Linked DNA regions of Homo sapiens: region 1 is linked to region 2. Evidence: chromatin loops called from intact Hi-C (ENCODE). Cell type or tissue: A673. All regions are shown on one strand.

The links. A loop is a pair of places that touch in the nucleus more often than their neighbours do. Peaks named below come from ENCODE experiments on the same cell type or tissue, not always from the same donor. Only the 100,000 strongest peaks of a DNase experiment are listed, where the experiment ranks them.
Region 1: a loop joins it to region 2, with 2.3 times the contacts of the local background. A loop is called at or near these places in 5 of 110 quality-filtered maps.

What each region holds. Positions count from the first base shown.
Region 1 is chr7:105,930,941-105,938,940 of GRCh38, forward strand. No RefSeq gene overlaps it. Among named protein-coding and RNA genes, the nearest start is that of CDHR3, 28 kb to the right of the region's middle. In A673, a CTCF peak has its summit at 3,821 (motif pointing right); DNase peaks (open chromatin) are centred at 2,161 and 3,841; H3K27ac peaks cover 1,931 bases.
Region 2 is chr7:105,648,729-105,656,728 of GRCh38, forward strand. The region is part of intron 4 of ATXN7L1 (ataxin 7 like 1); the gene reads right to left. Among named protein-coding and RNA genes, the nearest start is that of EFCAB10, 71 kb to the left of the region's middle. RefSeq lists enhancers at 1-653, 3,952-4,675, 6,847-7,570 and a silencer at 6,834-7,128. In A673, a CTCF peak has its summit at 3,805 (motif pointing right); DNase peaks (open chromatin) are centred at 463, 1,213, 3,813 and 7,033; H3K27ac peaks cover 6,014 bases.

The DNA of each region.
Region 1 (8,000 bases), 280 kb after region 2:
TACCTTCACTTTACCATTAGCCTAAGATCACTCAAAACATCTGGAAGTTATTATTTTAAAAAGAATCTCAGAAGTATGCCTGCCTCTCACTGTTAAATATATGTGATGGTGCAGATTATTCAGAGCAGTGTTAAGGCATCAACATAAGTGCAGCCCCATGGAGTCAGGGACAGAGGTCAAGGTGAAGTGTTTCTTTACCTTTGAAGACTTCTGGCACCCAGGCTTACACCTACACTTCAGCTCGGCAATCCGGATGTCAGGGAAGTGAGAGGCGAAGTTTGAACCCATGTGAACTGTACATTTTGGGACTTGAGTATTCAGGAACTTGGCTCTCTTTGATGAGAAATTACTTCCCTCCTCCATCGGCTCAGCTTTTCTTCTTCCACCTTCCCTTTCCTCCCTCTCTCCCTCCTCTTTCCCCTTCCTCTCTTCTTCCTCTTTCCCTTCCTCTCTTCCTCCTTCCTTTCTTCCTTCCTCCTTTTAAGTCATCACCACCACCAGCACTACAAAAACCTATAGCATGTTCATGTCAGAACTTCTAAAGAGTTGTTGTAAAGATTAAGATACAAGTGGGGAAGAAAGAAATTTAAATTCATTAGAATAATTTTGATCATCATAATTAAAACAATTTTTCTTTATTATGGACACTTTCAAGCATATAAACATCTGACTAATCCAATGAACCCCTTGTACTAATCACTCACCTTCAGTAAAGTTGGCCAATCTCTATTTCATCCTTTCATCTTTCTCCCCAATCATGTCCACCCTCCTCCTGACCCCACCTGAGATTACTTCAGAACAAATCCAAGGCATCATATTGTTTCATCTGTAAATAATTCAGCAGTATTTATAAGAGATAATCTCTCTTATTTTAAACATAATCACAATACTATCATATCTAAAAAAAATAATTTGTTAATATTATAAAATATTCAGTCAGTTCTCAAATTTCCCTGATTATCTCCTTTTTATTCTTGGTTTGTTCAAATGAGGACCCAAATAAGACGCACTCATTGCATGCTGCTGAAATAGCTCTTGTCGCTCATAGTCTGTAGGCTTCCTTGCCCTCCTGTTTTCTTGCCGTTTATTTATTGAAGAAACTGAGCTATTTGTTTTGCAGAATTTTTACCATTCTGCATTTTGCTGATTGCATCTTCATGGTATCATTTAACATGTTCTTGTAATTCCTGTAATTACCTAGAATTCCTGTAATTACCTGTAATTCCTATCAGCTGATAGTTATACCTAGAAGCTTGTCATTATTAGTAGCAATATCAAAAACTTCACTTTTGAGACTGGCAATTTCTACGTCTGACATCTTACCACAGTGAACAAGGCAGCATCCCAAACTCTTCTGAGTCAATAAGAAAAGGGTAACTCTTGCAGTAATGCCAAGTTCAGTTTCTGTTCACTTTGCAAAAAATGTATGCCCACTACTAGACCCATGACTGTCAACTAGAATGTGCTGGGCCTCCTCTCCTGTCTGTGCATGGGAATGGGCACAACCAGGTGGAAAGAACATGAACTTGGGAGTCAGATAGCTCTAGATGTGAATTCTGACTTCAGGTTTTATGAAGTACATAGCTTGTCTAGTGAATTCATATCTCCACTTCTCAGATTCCTTGTATACAAGGATAATGTCTGTCTTACCAGGCTGCCAAGATGTACCTGACATGTAGTATGTGTTCAATAATTGTTTCTTTTCCAGCTTAGGTTAAAAATGGGAATTTTCAAGAAACCACAAACCCACAGAGTTTGTTTAGATCCAAACACAGATATGGCATTTGCCAGCCTCATAAACAATAGAGGAGGCTTTCAGGCAAGCCCCAAGAAAGCATGTTCAGAAAGGGGAAGGAACGTGGGGACAGGAACTATTGCTCCCCTTCTCTCTTTGTACTCAGAAAATCCAGGAAATTCTTCCTCAAGAAAGCATGACCCATTTCAGCCTAAAAGCGTGCTTTTCTCTGGACTGTGCTGGCTTGAGAACATATTTCTTTTACCAAAAAATGAGTTCACAGTAAGTGACTCAGAAGCATATGGATGAAATTTCCTTTAAGCCACTCAAGGGATTAGAAATTAAGGGAAAGAGTGCCTGGCAAAATGCATTTGGGGTTTTGCCAAGCCCAAACCAACTGAGAAATAGTTAAGACACAAGGCAGATCTCAAATGCTGCCAAGTTTACCCATCTTAGCAGGACAGGGATTTATAATTAGAGCTGCTCAGAAAAGCACTGCCTTACGGGTGGCAAAGGACAAAAAAGGCTTTGTCCCCAACATCTCCACAGGCTGCGGTTTCCCAGATGGGCCCTTAACAGTGTACACACCCTCTCCATCGCCAGGGTCCTCAAAGCCACCGCCTCTACCAAGCAAGGTTCGACTTCTACACCACGCCCCTGACATTCTCTCCAGGCCTCTTTTGTTTCTGGCCCAGGCTGGATGCATCACACTGTGAATTCCTGGATGAGGAAGAACAAATCTTGCGGAGTGTTCTGGAATTACAGAGGAGAGCCATAATGGGAAAATGTGACAAAGCAATTCCCTTCTCTGACATACACATTTTACCCCTGTCTCTCACCTTTGTCACGTTTCCCCATTTTTTCACCTTCTGTGGGTTTCTTTTTCTGTAAAATGAAGGGATTGGATCTGCTGGTTTCAAACTGTGCTACCTGGAGCCACTTGCGGGCCTGGCGGGGCCCAGTGGAAGTGGATGGGGAGATGGTGAGAAGGGCTCTCTTCAAAAAAAGCAGGAGGGGGCTCCAACATAGCATTTCAAGGAAATCAAGGGATCCAAAGTTAAACAATTTGAAAATCACAAGTCTGGACGAAGTCTCATTGTTCTTTCCAACTGAACACTGCCGGTGTGGTGTGCCTCACTTCTCAGTCTCCATTCACTAACCCAAATATCCCCAAAGATGTGCACCAATTTTTCTGTCTAGCATTCATCAGAGTGCTCCTGTGTGCCAGGCCCTCTGCTAAGCACTGGGCATACAGCAGTGAACAGAAACCCCAGGGGGCTCATAGACCAGTTGGGAAGATTGGCATTAAACAAATGAATATGTAAATCCAAATCAAGAGGTATGAACACCATGAAAGACAAAATCATGGTTGAAAGTTGAGTGGGCCTGGGGTTGGAGAGATACTGCCCTAAGCATCTCCCCTCCCCACCTGGCTTGCCACTTGCCCCTTTATAGAATAACTAATCGTTGTTCAGTCTTTGATAGTTTCCACTGAAAACATCCCTCTTCTACCTGACAGAGGAGGGTCAAGACACCCAGAGCACAAAGGAGCTGATGGGTTTAGTTAGCTGTTACTGCGGAAAGCCAAGAGGATGAGCTTGAGAGAACAGACTGAGGGCTTTAGATGGGTGAATGTGAGAAAGTCTACAGTGCTTGCTGTGCTGAGGAAAAAATCCAGGTGGATCACCTGGAGGTGACCCAAAGTGCCAATGAAGTGCATGTCAATGGCCCTCTTCACATACTTCACTACTGTATCTGGAGCTCTCCTGAACATCTTTCTCCCATTCCTCACTGAGTTTTGCTAGACATGGCAAATGTTAACTCATTACCAACTCTTAATTGTATTGCTGTTTCTTTGCCCCTGTCTAGCTCTTTCTATTTGTACATTTTGTAAAGAGAAAAGGAATTTAAAAAATAAAACCAAAACAATCTCTGGAGACATTTCTGTGGTTTCCGCTATAGGTAAGGGGCAAACTCACCGTTTCTGGCCTGCAGCGTGTCTGGCCTCTTACCTGGGAGGGAGATGGGGGAGCTAAGCAGAGGGAGACTGGCTTGGCTGCTTGAACAGTGAAGACTCCTGTGGGGCACTAGATGGCAACATTTCTCCAAATCTAAACTTGGCAAGGCCCTGTGGACACAAGGTCAACAGTGCACAGTTGCTAATCCCAACACATTTTATGAAACTCAAGCTTGTGTGGAGGAGAAGACTGAAGCTAGATCTGGTGGACGAGAGGTCCTAACAGTCTCTCTCTCAGAGCTCGGCCCATAGTAAGAGGCTAGTGGTGCTATTTCTACCACTACCACCAACACCACTGCTACAACCATGGCCATCGTCACCACCACCACTATCACCACCACCACTACCACAATTGACTCACTCATGTGGGTATTGTTTTCATTGGTGCTGAAAATTAAACCCTCATTCAGACTAATTCTGGGAGGAGAGATCTAGTTAGCGATATACATCCTTTCAATGTTTTTTCAAATATATGCTACAGCTAGATTAACAAACTGCTGCCCAGTATAGAAACTCAGGAGAATTGCTTTAATGAATAGATAAGAATGGTTTGTATCCGCATATCACTGCTTTTGGTAGATAAGTAGTTGCTTCTTATCTACTTAAGCAATATTTGAAAATAGTATTGTTCTATGTGAACTGAAAATCTACTCCGGAGTTGTGTTTGCATTGTCAATTGATTTAGCATGCGCTTTCTGCTTAGTAACCAGCCCCACTCCCAGGCCCTGCCCTTTTAATTAGTCACCTGTCATCATATTGAAGTGTTCCTCTTGAGGCACCAGTGACCCATGGAGAGTCAAAACCTGGCACTTGACACAGAAACAAACATTTGCTGAACTTATGTAATCGGGCTGGTCAGATGAACTGTTTCTTGGTGATCATGAATTGAACTTACGTGAAAGAACAGGAATCAAGGTGGTCAAGAGGGTGGGAATGTCAAGGGGAAGAGGGCCACCAAGCAGAGTTATAGGACCCAAATTTGACTGCTGGCCACTTCTGTAGATGCCTTAAAGCCCCAGTGCTCCATAGCTGCCACTTGACAGAGGTAGATTTTTTTGCATAGTTGCATTCATGTACTCAATCAACAGATAACAATTAACTTCTGACATGTGTCCAGCATGCTTTCAGGCTCTAGGAATACAGCACTGCACAAGGTACCTGCCCTTATAAGGCTTACATGCTGGTGGAGGAAAGAAACAGAAACAAATAAACAAATTAATAAATATAACTTAGGTTTGATAATACAAAAAGTAAAGCAGGATTCAGGCACAGTGACAAGTAATGGTGTGTGTGTGTGTGTGTGTGTGTGTGTGTGTGTGTGTGTGTGTCCTTTGATTAGTTAGATTCATTAGGGAAGGCTGCTTGGAAGAGATGACATTTGAACAGACAGACTCGAATGAGATGAGGGGGTGAGTCACGTAAGAGTCCCTCAGCTAAAACTAAACCACGTATCACCATTATAGTGAACTGACCTAAGTCAACTTGGTCATGATGCACCACTCTTAAGTTCTTTTTAGTTGAAAATCATTGTTGAAAGATTGAGATAAATAATTTCTATGGTTTGAATGTATGTATGTGTGCCTCCAAAATTTGTAAGTTAAAATTTACACTCCAAGGTGATGGTATTAAGAGGTGGGCCTTTGGGGAAGTGATTAAGTCCTGATGGCTCCACCCTTGTGAACTGAATTAATGCCCTTATAAAAGAGGCTTCAGAGAGCTGCTGACCCATCCTCCATCCCTTCCACCATGTGAGCACAGAGGAAGAGGCACCATCTTGGAAACATAGATCAGCCTTCTCCAGGTACTGAATCTGCTGGTGCCTTAATCTTGGACTTCCCAGCCACTTAGGTTCTCTGGAAGCAGATACTGAGACAGATACTAAGATGGAGAAACCTCATCTCTACTAAAAATACAAAATTAGCCGGGAGTGGTGGCGCATGCCTGTAGTCCCAGCTACTCAGGAGGCTGAGGCAGGAGAATCACTTGAACCCAGGAGGCGGAGGTTGCGGTGAGCCGAGATCGTGCCATTGGACTCCAGCCTGGACAACAAGAGCGAAATTCTGTCTCAAAAACACAAAACAAAAAAACATATATGGCCAGCTAGTTCTGCTTTTAAAAAAAAACTCAAAATAATTGAATATCACAAAGAGTACAGACCATCTTTAAACTTCATTTATACTCTTTACACTTATTTTCTCTTGCTAGTTTATCAAAAGTACGACATGATTAGGAGTTTATTTCCATGTTGATGGAGCTTTATAATCTACAAATTGAAGGGAATTATTAATGGTAAATAACTGCTCTGAGTTTTTTTGTTTGTTTGTTTTTACTGGTCTGTTTGAATTCTCTTCTGTTAGCAGAATTTAAGTTCAATAAAGTTTAAGGTAAGTTAAAAAAAAGAAAAAGGGAAGGAATCTAGATTGGGCAGAGGGAAAAGTTGAACCATAATGCACATCCAACAAAGCCTCAACCAACCCAATGTTGAGTTTTAGAGTGAATATTGTAATGAGAAAAACCTTCCCCCAAACTGGGAGGGAGTGGAGAGACCAAAAAATGACTTAAACAAGTCCAGCCTAGCAAATAAATGAGTTTATTAGGACTTACATACAAGGAACTCTTGGACGGCAGCAGGACAGCTTTAGAGATCCACCCTGCCCCCCATCCCTAAGCTGCTTTTAAGCTAATTTTCTGGCTCTTTGCTCTGTGTGTGTGTGTGTGTGTGTGTGTGATGGGATTGCTTTCCCTGGTAGGTTTGCAGATACTCTCTGGGATGTTTGGTTTCTCAGGGATACCTGCTCCTCAGCTGGGTACCATGGGCTTGGCTCATGGCCTGGCCTTCGGGGTTCAGGAAGCAGACACACATCCCTCAGCAACCTGGCAGGGGACACATCACACTACAAATATTAGCCATCAGGGTTATCTTGCACTGGGTCAAATAGCTGCGTCTTTATCCCTGACCTGGCTCAGGCAGCAGATAAGGGCTGTGGGTGAGGAGGCTCTCTGCATCTGAAGCAGACCCCGAAGGAGCAGGCAGCTGCAGCTGTCCCCTGATGGTACTCCCCACAGCTGGGTAGCAAGTCCTTCCTTGAAGGAGGACTCTGGGCCACACATTTATGTATCTACCACACTGTCAGAGGTGTTTGAATCAGAGCAACTCCATCTTGAATAGGGACTGGGTAAAATAAGGCTAAGACCTACTGGGCTGCATTCCCAGATGGTTAAGGCATTCTAAGTCATGGGATGAGATAGGAGGTCAGCACAAGATACAGGTCATAAAGACCTTGCTGATAAAACAGGTTGCAGTAAAGGAGCCAGTCAAAACTCCCCAAAACCAAGATGGTGACAAGAGTGATCTCTGGTCATCCTCACTGCTACAGTCCCACCAGCACCATGACAGTTTACAAATGCCATGGCAATGTCAGGCAGTTACCCTATAAGGTCTGAAAATGGGAGACATGAATAGTCCACCCCTTGTTTTCATATAATCAAGAAATAACCATAAAAATGGGCAACTGGCAGCTCTTGGGCCTGCTCTGCCTATGGAGTAGCCATTCTTTTATTCCTTTACTTTCTTAATAAACGTCCTTTCACTTTACTGTATGGATTCACCTGAAATTCTTTCTTGTGCAAGATCCAAGAACCCTCTCTTGGGGTCTGGATTGGGACCCCTTTCCATTGCAGTGGAGAATGTAACATCTAAAATACGTTGGCCCATCCACACATCTTGAATACCTTTAATTTCACAAAGGAGAGTCCACTTCTAATATTCATTGTACTTATTAACGATGAACTAATTTAAACAATAAAAATCCATTTCTGACATTCACGATGCTAATTAACAAAGCCTCAGGTATTCAGGGAGACATCGATCAAAGAAGCACTTAAAGTGGCTGCCTCTGGAATGTGTCCTTTCTGATAAAATACTAGCTCACTACCCTGGAGTAGAATTTTCCATTAGAGCAACTGACTGCCCTTAGAGTAAAAGCAGAAACGAACCAGCACACACATAATATCCCTGTCTCTACCTCACTGGAGTATTTAAAGTAAATTGGAGACGTCTAAACGGCTCTCATTTAGATATGCTTGTCTTTGGGGTCTTAGATGCTTACTCTCTGATCTTGTCCAATCATGCTGTCTTATGGATTATTTGGTTGCAAGGGACAGAAACATACCTGGACTAGTTGGAGTTTAATGGGGGTTACTGTATGGATCCAAGGATTTGACAGGCAACCTCCAGATACCAAGGTT
Region 2 (8,000 bases):
TCCTCTGCTGTCACCTTCCCCAGCCAGGAAAGTGTCCCAGCCTTGGGCACGCCCCTTCCAGATGGCTGTGGACCCTGAATGACAGGTTGGACTTTTTTTTCCATTTGGAAAGAATCCAAAAGGTTCTAACCCCTGCTTTCACAGTATGGGCATCTCCCATCTTCTTTGTGTCTAATCACAGTAACGCAAACACCTCCATGTGCAGGTGGTGAGACCTGGGAGGGGGTGGTGAGTTGGCAATAGCCTGATGGGTGACTCAGCAATTTATTACACTGTTTGCTTAGGTGACAAACAAGCCTGGCAGTTACCCCCGAGCTTAGCCAAAGCCCTTCAAAGTTCCTTTCCCTTCAGTCTAAAGGATGCATGTGCACACTTCCCAAAGTCGCACAATTAGTTGCATTTATCAACTCACGATTGTCCTTTCTTTGTGGAGCAGTGTTTGAAAGGGAAAGATGAGTCTCCACTCTTCCCCTGCTGCTTTCATAATGCCTGTTTTGTTCACTTGGGATGAACTCTTTCAGAGAGCTCAGGGCTGCAGCCTGTTCCCCTGCTGTGTCTAATATGCTGGGAGTAGTTCTCTCCTCATCATCTCTGTACCTCTGTCTCGGTCCTGGGAAAGAAACCCAATGCCGAGAACACCCTCCCTCATCCCCCTTGCTACGTGGGGGCGATATCTACCTCTGTTTCTTTTGTGCTGCTTTAGTTGCCCACGTCTTCTTCCTTTGTGCTTGGCCTGTCTGAATTTATCTTTCTAGATCAAGGCGGGTCCTCTGGCTTTAAGAAACATGGTTCTCTTGGCATCAAGTAGATTCCCCTCCCTGCCCAGTGATGTCTGCAAAAGAACAGAGGTGGAGACTCATGACGGTGCCATTGCAAGAGCCACCAATGTGCCGCAGGGCCAGCTGCCCACCTGCCAGCTACGCTTTCCTGGTGATCATGATCTATATTCTTTGATTATCAACAGAAATGCCTTAAGAGAATGGTTCTGAATGTCTCTAGGTCTGCAGAAATTATTGCCAGCCCTTCTTCACTTACCAGAGCACGGTAAAGATGAATTTGACAGGCAGGAGCCTGAAGACATATGGTATTTGTGCTGTGGGTTTTGTGTGTGATGAGAGTTCTCAGCTGTCTGATTTCCTCCACCAATTCCTTCGACAAAAGCCTATGTGCTTATGCTGCTGGCCTGGCAGAATTTTGAGAATCTCTGACTCACTGGCAGAGCCTTAGAAGGGCCATATCACCCAGCCTCTTGGCTTCCAAGCAGTGATAGCATTAAGTCATCCCCAATAAAAAGGAATTTACCCTCTTTTAAAATGCCCTTGGAGAAGGAATTCAATTTGGCTCTCTTGGATGTATTTTGGCAGCTACTATGAGGAAATTATTTATATCCAATCTAAATTCTTTAAGTTGAAGAAGTACTTGGGAGATTCTAGAAGTCTGAGGGGCAGGCAATCACTAAGAATCAGGGTAAATAACAGAGACACAAAGTCCTACTACCGTGGTATGACAGATACAGTTGATACTGCATAAATCCTGACAAGTGAATAAATGGTATTTTTGCGGTGTGTCTGGAAAAATATTGGGAAAACTTTCAGAAAGCCTGTCTGTAAACACCTTTAGCAAACAGAAAACAGGTATTCAACCACAGAGCATGGTAAATAAGAATATCTGCCAGATAAATCTAACATTATTCTGTGGCTGAGTGTCAGGCCTGGTGGTTAGAGAGGAAGCATAGTGTCTAATCTCTCCTGGCCTTTGCACAGTTTTGGATTCTCTCCCACATAACACACCTTCAGTAAACTGGGGAAATGTGGTCAGACCACACAGTTACCAGGTGAGTGGTCCTGGCAGCAGAGACAAAAGAAAAATGGGTTAGCAGGGCTCAATTTCAGCCTAGAGTGATACCATGCAGAGCTCGACAGGGACCCACTGCCGGCCAAGAAGGTCATAGTGTCTTCATCAGTGACTTGGATGATGGGCCAAGACTTTGCTCCTCAATTGGGTTAAGAGATGATTAGCTGCTGAGAACAATGATGTGAGATTTCCTCCTGAGTCAGTTAGGTGGGAGGAAAAATGAACAAGCTGACTTGGAAGAATTGTAAAAATGGCCAGAAGCAAATCAAATAAAATCAGGGAGAACAAGTATGACTGAATTGAAGGTCTGTGCCTTGTCAATATTCTGGCAAATTTATAGAATGTGGAGTGTTGGAAGATAGTTTATAAGGCTTAGATAAGGCTTAGAAATATAGGCTTTCAAATCAGACCAACCTAGACTCAAATCCTGCCTTTTCTGTTGCTGGATGCATTACGGTATCACAGCCTTCTGGCTACCCGGTTTCAGAGCCTCAGTGAGCTTATCAGGACTCTAAGAATGAGAAAGAGGACACCTGGCCTGGCAAGGAGTGAGTGCTGGTTTCAGTCCTGCCTTGGTGGGGTGGTCTCATGCAGTGCAAAGCCCACACAAACATATGTGGCTGCCCTGCCTAACTTATCTCAGGCCTTCCTGGCTCCATGCCTCAGTTTCCTTATCAGTCAAATGAAGATAATAAGAGATATTTGAAGTGATTAAATGAGGTAGTAGATACCAAGTGCTTAGCATAGTGCCAGGCACATAGCAGACTCTCAATAAACTCTAACTAAACCAAAAGGGCACAGAGGATCCCAGCATCTGCTCTCATCCACCGATACTTGAAAGGTATATATGTGGGGTGCAAATCATGGTCACCATCAGAAAACTTCTGCTTCCTTAGTCCCTTCTGGTCCCACCGTGGAAGGAGGGGTGGACAGGGTGGAGGCAGAAGCACCAGCAGAGGGTGGGAGCAGCAGCCTTCCACATTCATGCAGAGTAGAGGACTCCTTCTGGGTGAGGCAGTGAGGAAGAAAAGCAGAACGAGGTGGGGCCAGATTCAATGGCCCTTTTCCAGGACCTGTCAGCCCTACTTCACAAGCCCACCTGCTTCTCCATCTCTAGTATTCTAGGCACTGCTTAAGCCTGGACTAGTGGTTAAAGGTCCCATCTGTATAGGACATTCTGGAAGAGGAGTAAGGAGGAACTCCAGCCTCCTCATGCACAAACATGTTGTCTCCTGCAATCCTGAAGTATGTTAGGCATTGGGGCTCTCTGCTGGTTCTAAGATGCCTCCCAGAGAAATAACTCTATAAGCCCCCCTCTAGGCTGCTCCAATTTTCTGGAAGCAGGAGGCCCCAGCGCATGTCTCCCTGCTGGTCTGTTAGTCTCTCTTGTACTTCTGTTATTCATGGCTTCCCAGGGCATGGAGCTCAGAAGGTGGTCTCCAAACCTGCTGGGAGAATAAGGAGTGCTAAGTGTCCTGACATTCCTGGGGAGTCCTAGTGCCCTAGGACTGTGAACAAGTCAGCAAGTCAGAGAAGAGGAGAAGATAAAAAAGGAAAAATCGAGCCCTCATGCAGTAGGGCATAGGATGCTGCACAGGCTGCCTTTGGGACCAGCTGTGTCTGCAGCAGTGTAGCCTTGGGCAGGGAGTCCAGGAGCGTTTTAAGGATAACCCTAGACCTAATCAACTGCACCTGCTCAGTGCCTTTCCTCTGCAAATGAGAACGAAGAGCCACACAATTCCAATGAATGGCCATTGAAATTCACATCAATAAGGAAATGGTATCAGAGCCTGGGAGGGCAGGAATTGAGAACGTAGAGATTAGGAGGCAATTTGATTCTGCAGGGAGCGCTGGTGCAGGGTGAGGCAGAGCCCCAAGCACCCTGTCCCCAGCACTGGCCCAGAACAGGCTCCGCTCAGGAGCAACAAGCGGGAGCACTCCCCTCGGCAGCCACCAGAGGTCATTGGTTCCTGCTGTTCGAGCTGTAGGCTGCTCTGCAGTGCCTTCCAGCCAGTACAGCCCAGACAGTTACTGTTTCCCAACAGTCCTGGAGGAAACCCTGACCCAAGGGGAGACAGGGCAACTCCTTACAGAACACCCTCCATCCCCCTGCCAGGAAGGCTGGGAGCTGGCACCTTGAGCAGAGACCCTGGGCTCCCATCCTAAGCCTTTGGCCTTCAAGAAGCTTTTTCTGAGCACGCTGAAAGATGAGGAAATGGCAAAGCATCCCAGGCTACTTATCAGTGCTCCAGCTTCTGGCCAGGTACCCTGACACCTGCTGCTCCCAGTTTCCTGCCAGAGGAAAAGCCCTCAGGAGCACCTTCCCTCCCCCAGGCATCACTCACTCACTCTGCTTTTTCCTTTTTTGTATTAGAATCCGGTTCTGGGCAGGCAGCCTTGCACCTGAACCACCTCCATCCAGAAAACAAAGCACATTTTCTTTTTAAACCCTCAAGGGTTTATTCTGAATGGCATTTTTGCCATATTAAAAAAAAAAGTTTATCTTCACACTGACCTACAGCAAACTCAGGATATTCTTTGTTCCAAATTAAATAGACTTTTTCTTTTTTAATCTCTATGTTAGCAATATCAGGCCGGGCATGGTGGCTCATCCCAGCACTTTGGGAGGCTGAGGTGGGTGGATCACTTGAGGTCAGGAGTTGGAGACCAGGCTGTCCAACATCATGAAACCCCGTCTCTACTAAAAATACAAAAATTAGCCAGGCGTGGTGGTGTATGCCGGTAATCCCAGCTACTTGGGAGGCTGAGGCAGGAGAATTGCTTGAACCCAGGGGATGGAGGCTACAGTGAGCCGAGATCGTGTCACAGCACTCCAGCCTAGAAGCCAGGGAGAGACTCTGTCTCAAACAAACAAAAACAACAACAACCAAAAAACTCTATGTTAACAATATCAGCATCCAGTTAGAAACCAGCTCTTCCCTGAAATTCAGTCACTCACAAGTCAGTCTGACCAAAGTCCACCTCTTAAACAGCTGTTAAAAGGTCCAGGCCTCAGCATCGCTTGCAACCTTTCTGGCTTGGCCTCTCTGTGTGTTCTAATCTGTTTGCACTCAGCCACCAACGCAAATCTGACCATGAAAGTCTTTGTGGGCTGCCCAAGGCCCAGAGGTCCAAGTGTAACCTTCACAGCCTGGCCCACCCCACCCCTCCTGCCCCAGCCACCTTCTCCTGTAGCCTCGCTGGACTTCTCACTTCTCCTTGAACACCAGTGCTCCGGCCTGGCTCTGTGCCTTTCTGTGGGCCGGGCTCTCCTGCTGGTGTGCCCTCCCCCATTCTCCAGGTGAACACTCCCCCATCTGTCCAGATCCGGAGGAAACATCCTCTTCTCTCCCAGTGCCTGCTGTTCCTTCCTAGGTGTTTCTGCTGCACTCATCATGTCCTATGGCAAGGTTTTATTTCTACATCTATGTGTCCTGACCAGACTGTGAGCTGCCTGATGATGGGAACCCTGTCCCAGTATACATGTCGCTCTGGAATTATCCCAGCAGCCTATACATTATCTAGCATTTAGGAAGGGCTCGATAAATGTTTGATGAATGAATTAATGTTCTCAGTGGAAGTTAAATCACATAACACAATAAAAACCAAACTGGCACCCCACCAATGCTTGGTAAGAACAAATGCTTTAGGTGGGGATCAGGCTGTGCTGCCTCTCCTCTTCTGAGAAGAGATTGTGCAATGACAAAGGTGAAGTGTCCGCTCATAGCGGCACATGCTGCACACCTACCATGCATGAGCAGTGAGTTATGCACTCACGTGCAATACCGTGTTTAATCTCTATCCCCAATTTCATAGATGTGGAGCCTGAGGCTGAGAAAGGCTTGCCCCAGGTCATTCCACAAAATGAAGGGCAGAGAGAGCTTGACGTCAGGCAACACCGAGGGTGGTGCTCTTTACTGTAGCACTGGAAGCCAGAAGGCCAGGGGTCAAGTCTCAGCTCCTCTGCTGTCCCACTGTGTATGTAATCTCAGCCCATCGCTTCATCTCTTTGGGCTCTGTTTTCTTATCTTCACCACAAAATAGTCTTTAGGCTCAAATAGGATTGGGCTATCAAAACATCTAAAAATCATAATGAGCTATGCAGCTATGAAGGACCATGGTTACTAATCTCTGTGGCTCATCCCTCTTCTTTCCTTCAGGCCATTTTTTTTTTTTGAGACGGAGTCTTGCTCTGTTGCCCAGGTTGGAGTGCAGTGGCACAATCTCAGCTCACTGTAACCTCTGTCTCCCAGGTTCAGGAGATTCTTGTGCCTCAGCCTCCCAAATAGCTGGGATTACAGGGACACACCACTACGCCTGGCTAATTTTTTTTTTTTTTTTTGTATTTTTAGTAGAGACAGGGTTTCACCACATTAGTCTTGAACTCCTCACCTCAAGCGATCTGCCCGCTTCAGTCTCCCAAAGTGCTGGGATTACAGGCGTGAGCCACAGTGACTGGACACTTCAGGCCATTTTCTTCCTTCCCCAGCTGTCTTGGTCTTACTTTTCCTCCCAAAGCTGGATTCCCTATTTCTGAGCACTTCTGTGACTTCACAAGGTTGGCTGCATTTACACCCAAGGAGCTGTCCATTGTCCTTACCTTTGCTCATCTGAAAACCCAGTGAGCAGGCAGCCTTAGATGTTTAAATTCCCACGGCCTCCCTGTCCTGGAAGGGACACTCTGCCCCCAGCCGCAGCCCCCACATGCTTCAATATTCTGGTCTGTCTACCTTCCCACCCTCTCTTACCCCTTCCCTCTGAAGTCCATTACAAAAACATTAAACTTCTACTCTGTAGGCAAACAAGTGGGAGCCATCAAAGAGTTGTGGGCAGAACGGGCTCACATCACTCTGGGGGGGTGTGTGGGGTGGACAGGAGGATGGGCAGAGTGAGGGGCAAGGAGGCCAGGGAGAGGCAACTGCAAGAATCCTGCTGAGGAATGCAGGGCAGTCACAGGGGTAGGGTCCTTGCAGTGTCTGCGGCTCCTTGGGTTGCTCGTATTTCACAGCCTGAGACGACTCTCTGTGTCTTCAGGGAGCCATCAATCCTGAGCCTTGGTCTTGCCCCCAGTTCACGCCAGCACCAGGCAGGAAGAGATAAGCCGCCCAGTTTCTCCCACAGGCATCTGGCCAGGGCCTCTCAGTGATCGCTTCCCTCTCCATAAAGCGTTGGGAAGACTTCCAGAGTGCTTACACTCCCTCAGCCCCAGTTGCTCCGGGAAGACCCGCCTGGTAATTCCAAGCATTTGGAGAGGAGCCCCGCCTACCTGGGGAGAGGGAGCCCTCCCCCACCTGCTGCAGGGCATGCACAGGGAGGCCAGGGAGCCTGCTGATTTTTCTTTTGCTTTGGCTCATTTTCCTCCTGGAGCAGCGGGCTCATCTTCTGCATTTTTAATAGCTGAGCATATTTAGCATTCAACACACACGTGTGGGTTGATAAGGCCCAAAGAGAAGGCAACAAGCCATCCAGGGGAGGAAATCCTCCTCCTACCTCCTCTCTGCCTCCTGCCCACCTCAGCCTACAACTGTGGGTCTGAGTTCCCCATCAATTCGCCAGGCCAGACCAGGGTTACCGAAGTGATAGCAGCTGAGAGAGTCAGACTGGCTGACTCGGTCACTGTGCCAGGGTCTGGTCCCATGGCTGAGCAGGGACTCATAAGTAAAGGCTGAAATGCTCATCGGAGCTCAAAAGGGCCAAACAGCCATAACTCCTTCTTGATTCTTATGTGGGGACCGAGTCTTCTTGCCCACCTCCCTCCACTGTCATCAACTACATAGATGTCAACACTGTGAGATGGTGGCCAGGTACCCCCTGACCTCTGGCTCCCACAGGGGTGGTCCCCACTGTCAGGACAGTGAACCAGTGGAAGGGGCCTCTGAGAGGCTGAGTACAGGGCTGGGGATGCTGGGCAGCCTGTGGGTGCTGTCAGGCAGTTCTGCAGGGAACAAACCTGGTAACATGGCAATGCTCTGTTTTCCCCTTTCTTCTTCTTCCTTTTTTTTTTTTTTGAGATAGTCTCGCTCTGTCACCCACACTGGAGTGCAGTGGTGTGATCTTGGCTCACTGCAACCTCTGCCTCCCAGATTCAAGCGATTGTCTTGCCTCAGCCTCCCAAGTAGCTGGGATTACAGGTGCCCGCCACTACA